Regions from separate parts of the Mus musculus genome. Here regions 1 and 2 are each linked to region 3. Evidence: chromatin contacts called from ENCODE Hi-C or POLR2A ChIA-PET data. All regions are on one chromosome and are shown on one strand. The core of a region is the stretch at or near the end of the contact, and the rest is flanking DNA. Distances in the headings are between cores, read along the strand shown.

Region 1 (3,739 bases), core at 1,197-3,696, 180 kb after region 3:
CGGGAGGGAGGAAGGGAGGGTTGGGGAATCCCCTGGTGAGGGTAGGCAACCTGGGAGGGGGCAGGAGTCTGGGAACCACATGCGTTGAGAGTGGGCCTCCAGGGGAGTCAGCGGAACACCTGGGACCAGGTCCCGCCCTCCCCTTTGGCTTTGAGAGAGAGGAGTGCCTGGAGTTAGGGTGGATGAGGGAGGCATCACCTCAAAGTTGCGGTGCTGTCTCAGGGTGTAGGGGGCAGGCAGGAACCTGAGCAGCCAGAGGCAAAGCCTACCGGCCCCTCTAATGGGTGGCAGGAGACAGCAGAACACGTTGGGGACAGGATGCCCACGGTTCTGGGAAGGGGGTGGATAGAGGCCGCCGTCCCCACCCTCCATTGTTCCAGCCTGGATAGCGTTTTCCTGTCTCCAATTTACACACTGTCTGTGCAACAGGCTGCTCTTCAGCCTGTTGAGCTGAGCCCAGACTCACTTTCCCTGCATCCACAACACGCCAGTTTGCCTCCAGCTCACTTCAGTCCCCCAGTTCCCAGACCCACCTCTCACCTCCTTCCCTCCAGGGCTCCATTTCTAGGTCGTCGTCCCCTCCCCCCCCCACCACCACATCTCCCAGTTTACACCTCCTTTAGGGCCTGAGGCCTTGGATAAACTAATTAACATTTCTAAAGCTTTAGTTTGTCACCTGTTAAGGAAACAAGAACTCTCCTTTTTTGCTGGGCAAAATAACAGTAAAATAATCGCAGTTGGCACAGGTGAAGGCAGGGGCTTGAGAATCATTCAGGTAGCGCAGGCGAGAAGGGGCATTTCCTATTGGCCCGTCTTTCCCTCCAGACACACTTCATGGGTGCTCTGCCCATTTGACTTCCTCCTCTCCAGGAGCCCAAAGTCTGTCCTCACCCCATTCCCACACTTTGATCAGCCCAGAACAGCACTGCCCAGCCTAGAGGGAGCTCCTTTGATTCCATCGCTTCAGGGAGAGATCTCCCCCACTCTTGTGTCCCACTCCCCAGATTCTCCTTTGATTCTAAGCAGCAAGGGAGGTTGTGGGGGAGCCAAATTCATTGAAAAGAGATTAGGGAGGCAGGAAAGGGGGTTATGAGTCCTGTGCAGCCCCAAGAGGGACTGTGGAGTTAGGGGCTCACAGATCTGAAGAGGCATTTGGAGAGGAATACAGAAGGAAAAAAAAAAAAAAAACCAGAAATCTGAGGCGGGCTAGGAGGCGGCCAGCTGGGGTGAATTAGGGCGACACAGGCCGGTGTTAGGCAGTTTCTGCGGGCTTGCATGGCTGGAAGAAAGCCTCAGCCTTGGGAAAAGTTGAGGTCTAAATGGCATGTAAAAGGTTGGGGTACAGCCTTGAGAAAAACAAGAAAAGAGTCTGCACGAGGTCAGTAGCCTGGCCAGCCATTTGGGAGTTGGAGAGTGGGGCTGCAGATGGGGCCATCCTGACTGGGGTGTGGAGTCCAGGTGTGAATGAACGCTAGGGAACCAGAGGTGGGGGTCGCTTTACGGCCTAGCTGGGGTCTGCCTCGCCTGCAAGTGCCCCTTCAGGAACTTTCCCCTGGAGTTTAGCCAGAGGTGGAGAGAGGATAAAAACTTTGGGGGATAGTTTTGAACATTAGGGTGGACAGGAAAAGGAAGGCTGTCATGGGCCTTTGGCATCAGGACTGAGAATTTAGAAGGCTGGGTAAGGGAAGGTCCCGGGTCTGAGCTCTCGACTCCATCTCTTTCCCAAACAAAAGAAAAACCCCACTCCCCGCCAGGCCGCCTCCTCCCCGCCCCCTCCCGTTCTAGTGCTATTGGTCCGAAGTGTTTAAGGGGTACCGGAGTTGGGATAGGGAGAGACCAGCTTTTGCACTCTGAGGCACAACTTTGGGGGACCCCAAGAACAGGGGGCACCCCAAGAAAACTCACCTTCTAAAGCAGTGGCGAGGGAAGCCCAGCACAGCAGCGCTCGGAGCTCCATGGCGCCGCCTCACTTTGGCTGAATGCGATCCGAGTTTGGGGGGCCCTGGCCCCCCCAGGTCTGACCCTCCCCTGGGCGGGTGCACACCGACTCTGCTGCTGGGACTTTCCGTCGAGGGCCTCTCAACGATGGCCCATGCGGGCGCGCCAGGCACCCGCGCTCAGGTGCGGCCCCCACGTCCCCGCCGCAGCGCGCGCGCGCGGGGAGGCCAGCCTTGAGGGGGGACGTCCTGGCAGTGGCCGTCGCTGGGCGGGCGGAGATCGGGACGTGGCTGAGAGTTAGGGGTCCCTTCGGGGCTTCGGGGGTCCCGCCCTGGCTGGCTGGGGTGGGCCGATTGCTCGCGGTCTCTCTCGCTCCCTGGAGTGGTTGGTGGATGTCGCGCCGCCGGGGTTAGTGCGCCGGTCGCGGTCAAGGAAGGTGGAAACCAAAGTGGGAACCGAGCAGGAGGGAGGGAAACAGGCTGGGCCAGGGCTGGGCCGAGTCGAGACTGAGTCGGGCGGCGCCTGGCCTAGGAGGGAGGGGCGCATAGGAGGCGGAGACAGTCCCATGTCAGAGTTTCCCCCCGCCCCATCTCCCAACACCCTGGAGCCCGGGTTTCTCTGGGAGGGGGGGGTGCACGGGGAGCTGATTGGCTCCTATGCTGCTGAATAATTCATGAGAGGGGGGGCCGCCCGAACTGAGCCTGTCGGGAAGTTAGGAGAAAGTTTGCAAGAGGGGGAGGGGCGGCATGTGTGGAACTTAGGGACTGTCCAGGGGTGCTGGGTGTCCCATGCCTACTACCCCTGATTGTGCATGTTGGGGCAGTAGCCCAGGAATCCTCAGGACTGACCTGAACCTACCAGGCCTCACAGATGTGTGCGTAAATGTGAATGCCCCCACACAAAGCCTGCTTTGACCTTGCAGCGGGACCTGAGATTCCACATCTGGATGCGCCCCCTGCCACCTAGTTGGAGCAGGGGATTGCATTTGGGAGGAGAAGGTTAAAACTTTGCATTTGGGTATGGAGAGCTTCCCAACAGACCTCCGTTCCTCAAGCAATAATCCCAGCTTGTCTATCTCCGGAGAGAGCGCTCACACAATCAGTGCGTGCTCGTTAAGTCCTGGAGATCCACTGAGCGCGCAGCCTAACGCTGGAGAAAGTGGTTTGAAACCCAAAGTATAGAAAATGTAAATAAAAGGCAGGCGTGTCAGAGAGGGTGAGGGATCTCCGTAACACCTCATTTCATTTTTTTAAAGGAGGGGGACACTTCCCCGCCGCCTGCAGCCTTGACCTCCAAGGCGGGGGTAGGGACCGTTGTGGCTCTTTCCTGAGGCTGTTTCCTGTCTGGCTCCTGGGGGCCCTCGGGATGGCTGGGAGGGCCCTTCCTCTCATTTGCTAGCACCCCCTCTCATCCATCAGTTTGAGGGGAGGGTCCAGGAAAGACGGCCTCCTATCTACATCAGGGCACTGTGAGTGTGGGGCACGGGATGGTTGGATGAGAGAGGTGCTGTTCCCGAAGTCGGTCCTTTAAGGGCTGCGGTAAGGAGACTTTAATTTAAGGTAATTAGTACAGGGTCTGGAAACTCTGAGGTAGGAGTCTGGGGCACCTGGGAGTCTGCCAAATACCCTAAGGGCGCACACACACACCCCAGCGGGCGCGGGAGACCGGTGATGACCTCTTGTCCGCCTGCGCGCACACACACACCAGCGGGCGCGGGAGACCCGTGATGGCCTTTTGTCCCCGTGCACTTATCTTCCTGGCGCAAGTAGTGCTCCCCACCCCCTGCCCTTCCTCACAGCCC
Region 2 (3,552 bases), core at 100-2,599, 210 kb before region 3:
GGGCTCCAGGTGGCGGAGAGCCATTCCGGGGGGTGCCCCTGCCCCCTGGATCAGGGTTGGGGTCCCCATTGGGGAGGCGGGGCGGGGGCCCAGCGAGAGCCGGTGGGACAGGGGAATCCGAAGCCCCTGGGCTTCCTGGGCCCTCATAGTCCGTGGTGACGCTGGTGATCTGAAAACTACTTTTCTTCTTACCACCACTCATGGTCCCTGGGGCTCCGGACTGGGCTCGGGTGGGGGAGGGGCTGGGCTCCTGGAGAGGGGCTCAGGCACCTCTGGAACAAGGGGGCCACATGGCAGGGACATCGGGGCCCCTGGGGACGTCTGGGTCCGACATGGCAGGAGGGCCTTGTGGGAACTTGGGGGTGCCTGGTTAGTGACTGGAGTACAGAGGGGAGGTGGCAGGAGGGGGGGGCAGGGGCAGGTTTTTCCTGCTGCTGTCGCCGCTGAAACCCCAAAGCTGAGCTTGCAAACTGGAAAAAGAAAGAGACAGAAAGTGAGCGAGAGTGTGTGTACGTGAGCAAAAGAAAAAGCAGGGGCCAAACCACCTCCGGGGCTTCCTCTCGGGGGAGCCGACTGGAGGGAGGAAGAAGAAAGCCACTAGAGACCCAGAGACAAGTAGAAATGACAGACCGGAGCAGAGGGGACAGAATTCAGAACACCCACAACAGGAAGAAGCAGCTGGGACCCAAAGTTGGACATTTCATGCTTGAGATCCAAACTCGTCCCCAACACGTATCTCCATGGCCAGGGGCACAGGGGTGAATCGGCTCCTCCCCTGAAAGGGCCACCCTGAGGCCTCTGCCGGGCCTCAAGCCCACCCCACCCCCATTCCAGTTCCCCCATCGCTGGTTAGGCACTGCCCGCCAAGCCAAGCGCCCCGCCCAGCCCGGGAGAACTACCTACCTCTCGGGCCTCGGCCACCGAGCTGAGCTGGAGAGAAGACCTGGGGGACTAAGATCTCTCTCTCTCTCTCTCTCTCTTTTTTTTTTAAATCCTAAGGCGGCCTAGAGCAGGCCACGGCAGGCAGCAATCAAGGGCTACCCAGTGTTCTCTGGCGTCCGCATCTCACTCTGCGAGGCATCTCGGTGGAAAGTTTGCAGTTGAGACGAGAAGAAACCAGCGCTTCCACGGGGGAGCCCAGGCGCAGCCTCGGTTAACACTCCACGGGTCTTCCCTGTTGCTGTGGGAGGGGGCGGCTCAGCCCCCCGCTGGCTCCAGTCCCTTGAGTGGCTCTCTCTCAAGGCTCCTCCCACGTGGCCCCACTGGATGTATCTCTCAGCTCCTCAGCTCCGCTCCGTCTCGGTCTGGGTCTCTGGCTCTCTTTCTGGGCTGTTGACAACCCCCACACCAGGAAGTCCTGCCTTCTCGGGCCTGCTCACTGCTCCTCTCCTCCTCCTTCCCCTCTTCCTCCTCCCTCCTCCCTCCTCCCTCCTAAGGCTCCCTGCCAGCTGGCCCGGAGCCAGGCCTGCCACAGCCGCAGCCGCAGCCGCAGCCTACAGTTGCTGCTGTAGCTGCTGCTGTTGCTGCTGCAGCTTCTGCCGCTGCGGGTCCCAAACTGGTTGCTTTAACCCTACACCTGCCAGGTTCCAGGCAACTCTTCCTCGGAGGGAGGGGCATGAGGGCGGAGAAAAAGAGGAGGAGCCTGCGGGAGGCCAGGGATTCCCTTACTTGTAGGCTTTTGCAGGTTCTCCAAAAGAGTCTCAAGGAACGTGCCAGACATGTTCTGGGTACCTGACTGTCCATAAATACATAGTCAATGTGACCCACTGGCTGTGATTTGTCACAGCGTCTCTGGTTTTCACCGTAAATTCACGAGAAACTCCTTTCCCCACTCTGTTTTCAAAAGCGAGCGGCTATGAAAATTTTCAAACATGCCCTAAAGTAGAGGAACTAGGAGAATGAACGCCCATACACGCCATCATGGACTTGTAACAAGTATCAGCTGTACCCAAACGTGTTTTATTCCTCCAATATCTTTTCTCGGATTTTGCTGCAATATTTGAATTTTTTTTTTTTTTTTTTTTTTTTTTTTTTTTTTTTACTGTGAATGTATGTATGTGTAGATCTGGAGGTCAACTTGAAGGAGTCAGTTTTCTCTTCCACTATGTGGGTCCAAGGATGGAATAGTGCCAACCATCCGGTTTGGTGGTAAGGCCCTTTACCCACTGAGCCATCCTGTCTATCCTGCTCCTGCTCCAGTATATGAAATCAAATCTCTGATACGGTGTTTCCCTCTCTTAAAAAGGGAAAATTGGAGAAAGCAAACTATCCAAGAAGGCTGTTGGTGGTAGGGTAGACATGTGTGTGGCGTGTGTGTGCACATGAATGAGTAGTTGCACACACTTGTGTGTGTTTGTTAGCCACAGGACCACACTGGGTGTCCTACTCAGGGTCTCTCATTGAATGCATAGCTTGGTAGGCATCCAGCAAGCCCCAATAATTCTACATCTATTCTCCACAACACTGAGGTTATAGGCACACATGGTTATGCCTGGCTTCTCATGTGGCTACTGAAGATTTGAACTCAGGTCCTCATGCTTGAGTAGCAAGAACTTTTACCTGCTGAGCCACTCCTCAGCCCAGAACAGGCATTGCTACCTTCTCATCTTTGTCCCTCATATAAACACTTAGGTAGATGGGAAGATGAAGTTGCTCACTTCTGCTTCCCCAAGTGCTTGGACACACACCCATGTCCACACAACTACCCCGTGCGTATACCTGAGAACCAATCCCAGCTGGCTACAGACCAGCTCTTTCCCATCTCCAGCCCTCTCCCACCTGTCCCATATTATCCCTTCATCATTATGAAGGAGAATCTGCACACACATAAAGGGTCTATTCTGCAACTGGCAAGAAAAAAAGCGAACTCCCAACTGCCATTTTTCTTTCTTGGCACCCATACTGGCATTCTGGGCAAGAATCTTTCAGCCAAAGCAGGATCTAAAGGCAGCATCTGGTGTCACTCATGGGTTTGGAAGGAAATAGGTTCTAATTAATTTTCCTCAAACAGAACTGTTCTTAGAGCCGGGCGTGGTGGCGCACGCCTTTAATCCCAGCACTTGGGAGGCAGAGGCAGGCGGATTTCTGAGTTCGAGGCCAGCCTGGTCTGCAGAGTGAGTTCCAGGACAGCCAGGGCTACACAGAGAAACCCTGTCTCGAAAAACAAAAAAAAAAAAAAAAAAAAAAAAAAGAACTGTTCTTAGGTATGTTCTTAGGTATATTTTAAAAATCCTAGCTGGCTGTGGCAGTGCATGTACATGCCTATAGTCCCAGATCATGGGAGGTGGCATAGAAGCAGGAGGCTGAAGAGTTCAAGGCCAGCCTCAGCTACATGAGATCCTGCTTCAACAGTAACAGACAGACAGACAGACAGGAGGGGAAAAAAGGAAGAAAGAACCCTTGGTTGGGCTGGGAATATAGTTTAGTAGAGTGCTTACCTCATATATAAAGCCCTGGATTCCATCTCTAGCATCAGCAAACTACCTGAAGGGTTAGTCTTGGGACATAGTGAATAAGAGGCTAGCCTGGGCTACTTAAGATTCTGCAATAAAT
Region 3 (3,454 bases), core at 778-3,277:
AGGTGAACGAGTGGCCTTGCTGGTGTTGTTTTGCTTTCTGTTCTGTGGTTTTGAGACAGGGTGCTGTTATGGAGGTCTGGCTTTTACAAGTGTGGGCCACCACATCTGATGCTTTGGAGGTTTAAGTTGGCAGAGGGGGGTGGGGGCATCCTCATTTACTCTGTGGCTATTTTACGTGTATAAATATTTTGCATGTATGCACGTGTGCGCATTGCATGACATACCTGGTGCATCAGAAGAGAGCATTTGATTCCCTGAACTGGAGTTACAGAAGGTAATGAGACACCATGTGAGGCCTGGCAACTGACCCCTGGTCCTCTTGAAAAGCAGTAAGTGCTCTTAACTGCCAAGCCAGCTGCTCCTGCTTTAATATCTGAGACAAGATCTCTCACAGAACTTGAGAGCTCTCACATGAACTCCCTGACCAGCAAACTCTCAGGGCTCTTTCCATCCTGGCCTGCAAGTGTTGGGGCTATAGTATAGGTGTGGCTACTGTGCCTGGGTTTTTTTTTCTTTTACTTGGTTTTCTGGGATCAAACTCAGGTCTTTATGTTTGCATGGTAAGCACTTTGCTGACTAAGCCATCTCTCCAACCCTGTCCCCCAACACACTTTTTGAAACAAGGTCTCCTGTGGCTCAGGCTGGCCTCTAGTTCAATATGTGGGTGAAGACAAATGTGAACTTTCTATTCTTTCCTCTCTACGAGTATACTTCACTACAGTCTATTTTGAATAGTGTTTTTTTTTTGTTTTGTTTTGTTTTGTTTTGTTTTGTTTTTTTCAAGACAGGGTTTCTCTGTATAGCCCTGGCTGTCCTGGAACTCACTTTGTAGACCAGGGTGGCCTCAAACTCAGAAATCCACCTGCCTCTGCCTCCCGAGTGCTGGGATTAAAGGTGTGTGCCACCTTGCCCGGCTGAATAGTGTGTTTTGATCTCCTAAACTCCGAGGACTGTCTCAAAGGCCACAGGACAACTCGGACTTTACCAAAACATTTTCACAATCTATGGGGGGACGGGGGACGGGACAGTTCTCCAACAATCCAGGAGACTCAAGGGTAACCTTCAATATACTCATTTAACAGATATGGAAATCCAGGCACATTCTTATGTTGTGTTCCCTCGGTGGGGTGCTCCACAGTGTAGTTTTCTTCAATGGTTATTAAAGTTGAGATCGCATCTCAACTCTGCAGCCTGAGTCCATAGTCAGCATCATGAGGATTAATAAACAAAAGTATTGGTGAGAGATGTGGCTCCATTGGTGGAGTGTTTGCCTAGCATGTATGAAGCCCTAAGTTCTACCCTGCATAAATCAGGCACAGGGTTGTGTATCTGTAATTCCAGCATTTGGTAGATGTAAGCAGGAGGATTATCAGTTTAGGGTCATCCTGGGCTACGTGGTGGGCTCCTGAAACTCTATCATAAAACAAAAACCTTTAAGTATGCAAATCAATAAATATGGACTGTTGCTGCGGCGGTATGAGGCCTAGTCTAGGAAGCCTACAACCCCTCACAGTGCTGCGCTTGAAGAACTGTCTGGGTGTAATTCCCTCTAACTTGCATTTTATGGGATTCTAGTGGTCACCAACCACTCGCTGTCTTTTTCTGCCCCACTGTCCTGCACTGGTTTAGACTTCCCTAGTTCCGCCTCCGGGAAGGGAGTGGCCTCACCAGGGGGCGTGGCCAACCCGAGAATTGGGCCTTCTTGCCTCCAGTCTGGAGCCGCCCAATCCGGAGGGGGGGGGGGTTGAAGGAGGTCGATCACGTGACCTGGGATTTTTTTTTTCCCCCCTCCCTTATGCCTATACCACTTCTGCTGTCCCTAGAGAGGATGTCTTGCTCCTTTTCTGGAAATAAACTACGTCGTGTGATCTTTGATGAGTTAGAAAAACGTGGAATTGTGCTTTTATTGTGGCTGAGGCATCTTTTGCTCCTGGAGTGGTGTTTTCGCTTCTAGCCTTCCCCCCCACACACTTGAGTATTTGGTCTCGTCCAGCCTGGCCCTGGGCGCGGCGGCGACGGCCGCGTCACTGGCGGGCGGGATCCCTCCGCTCTGGGGAGAGCTGCGCTGGACGGTTGAGTTGGGGTGACTGAGGAAATCCATCCGCGTCGCCGCCGCTGCCGCCTCCGCCGCGGAGGAAGACAGGACCTCCCGCGCTCCTCCAAGCGACCCCTTGGCAGAGTCCCACCACCTCAGGTACCTCCGCTGATAAAAGGAGTCCTCATCTCCCCCAGCCCCAAATTCCCACGGGTGTGTGTGTGGCAGGGGGAAGCCTCGGTTCCTTCCGTCTCCCGGGTTTGGCTCTTGGGAAACGGACGTAACTCCCAGACCTCCCCTCCCTTCCTCTGGCCCGGTCGTTTCCAAACCCGGAAGGGGAACTGGGGGGGGGGGGGGGACCCTCGGCTTCAATAATGCATGCGCTCCCTGCAATATCAGTGGCAATTATTTTAAAATCTAGACCCCCCTCATCCCAGCCCCGCCTGCCTCTTGATCCCTTAATAGTTGGGGGGCTAAATTCTGGGTTTCTTCTATGTCCTGTCCCGCCCCCTTTCCCCACCACCACCCTGCTGCCTGCCCCTGGGTAACAGCCCTCGTGCCCACTCGTTTCACACCCTTGCTTGCATTAGCCTTGCAGAACTCCAGAATCCTAGGAGATCCAGTTAAGGCCTCAAGGCCACCCTTGTCTTCGTCTCCACCCTACTGCCCCTTGATTCGGGCTCTGGCAGTGTTTTCTCAGTCCCGACCCCTAAGCTGGAGATCTCAGCACCTTATTCTTTTTACAAATCCTTACCCAGGTCTGGCACCTAGTCGCCTGTCCCCTTCGTCCAGCTTTCTTTTGGGCAAAATGGAGGTCCTACGAGCTGAAGGGCCTGGCCCACTGCACTTCGCAGCACGGCCAGCCCGCGCCGTCCAGCTGCCAGATCTGAGGACCCTCTCTTTCCTCCTCTCACACCTGCGGAGGCGGTGGCACCCTTTTTTTTGGAGGGGGGGCTATGGTTGCTTTATCCCTAGAATCGAGGAGCTGCTGAGGGAACGTTGGAGGGTAATGGGGATCTAAGGGCTGGGAGCATGGCCCCCGACCCAGTGTCTTCTTCCTGGCCTGTTTTCCTTCTGCCCCAGGCCTGTGTCATTGAGGCCAGGCCTGGGCTGCTGTCAGCTGGAAGGAAGGGGCTTTTGTTCACAGCTGGAGTGGGGTGGTAGCTATGTCGTTGCCCCCTCCCTCATTTTGGAGGGGCATCCTCTGGCACTGGCGCAGAAAGCTGAACTTACGGAGGGGAAATATCTTCGGGGAAGAGGAACGCCCAGTGTCTGGGGGAAGTGGGAGCTGGGTGGGGGACGCCTGGGTCGCCAGAGTGCAGTGTACACGGCCAGATCGCACAGGTGTCCCGGGAAGGCAGGACGTCGGAGGCTGGAGTGGTGCCAGCTAGGCCTCGGGGGCTGCTGAGCACAGAGCTG

What was found. Hi-C counts contacts between places; a loop is a spot of excess contacts on that map. ChIA-PET counts read pairs that join two places held with the same protein, here RNA polymerase II (POLR2A).
Region 1: a loop to region 3 is called in a map of heart, with 2.6 times the contacts of the local background. The contact joins the promoter of Ephb4 here to the promoter of Gnb2 in region 3. A Hi-C loop is called at or near these places in 1 of 37 maps with a recorded cell type or tissue (heart). POLR2A ChIA-PET finds 5 or more read pairs at or near these places in 2 of 5 experiments (Patski and embryonic stem cell).
Region 2: a loop to region 3 is called in a map of heart, with 4 times the contacts of the local background. The contact joins the promoter of Tsc22d4 here to the promoter of Gnb2 in region 3. A Hi-C loop is called at or near these places in 9 of 37 maps with a recorded cell type or tissue (gastrocnemius, heart and left cerebral cortex). POLR2A ChIA-PET finds 5 or more read pairs at or near these places in 1 of 5 experiments (Patski).

What each region holds. Positions count from the first base shown.
Region 1 is chr5:137,348,816-137,352,554 of GRCm38, reverse strand. Ephb4 (Eph receptor B4) reads right to left here and starts at 2,446. Exons shown (of 17, transcript NM_010144.6): 1 at 1,906-2,446. The coding sequence starts at 1,957. It overlaps Gm52791 (a long non-coding RNA gene), which reads left to right and starts at 2,503. Exons shown (of 3, transcript XR_003955817.1): 1 at 2,503-3,476.
Region 2 is chr5:137,743,766-137,747,317 of GRCm38, reverse strand. It overlaps Tsc22d4 (TSC22 domain family, member 4), which reads right to left and starts at 1,349. Exons shown (of 5, transcript NM_023910.6): 1 at 904-1,349; 2 at 1-470. The coding sequence starts at 202.
Region 3 is chr5:137,531,879-137,535,332 of GRCm38, reverse strand. Gnb2 (guanine nucleotide binding protein (G protein), beta 2) reads left to right here and starts at 2,027. Exons shown (of 10, transcript NM_010312.5): 1 at 2,027-2,194.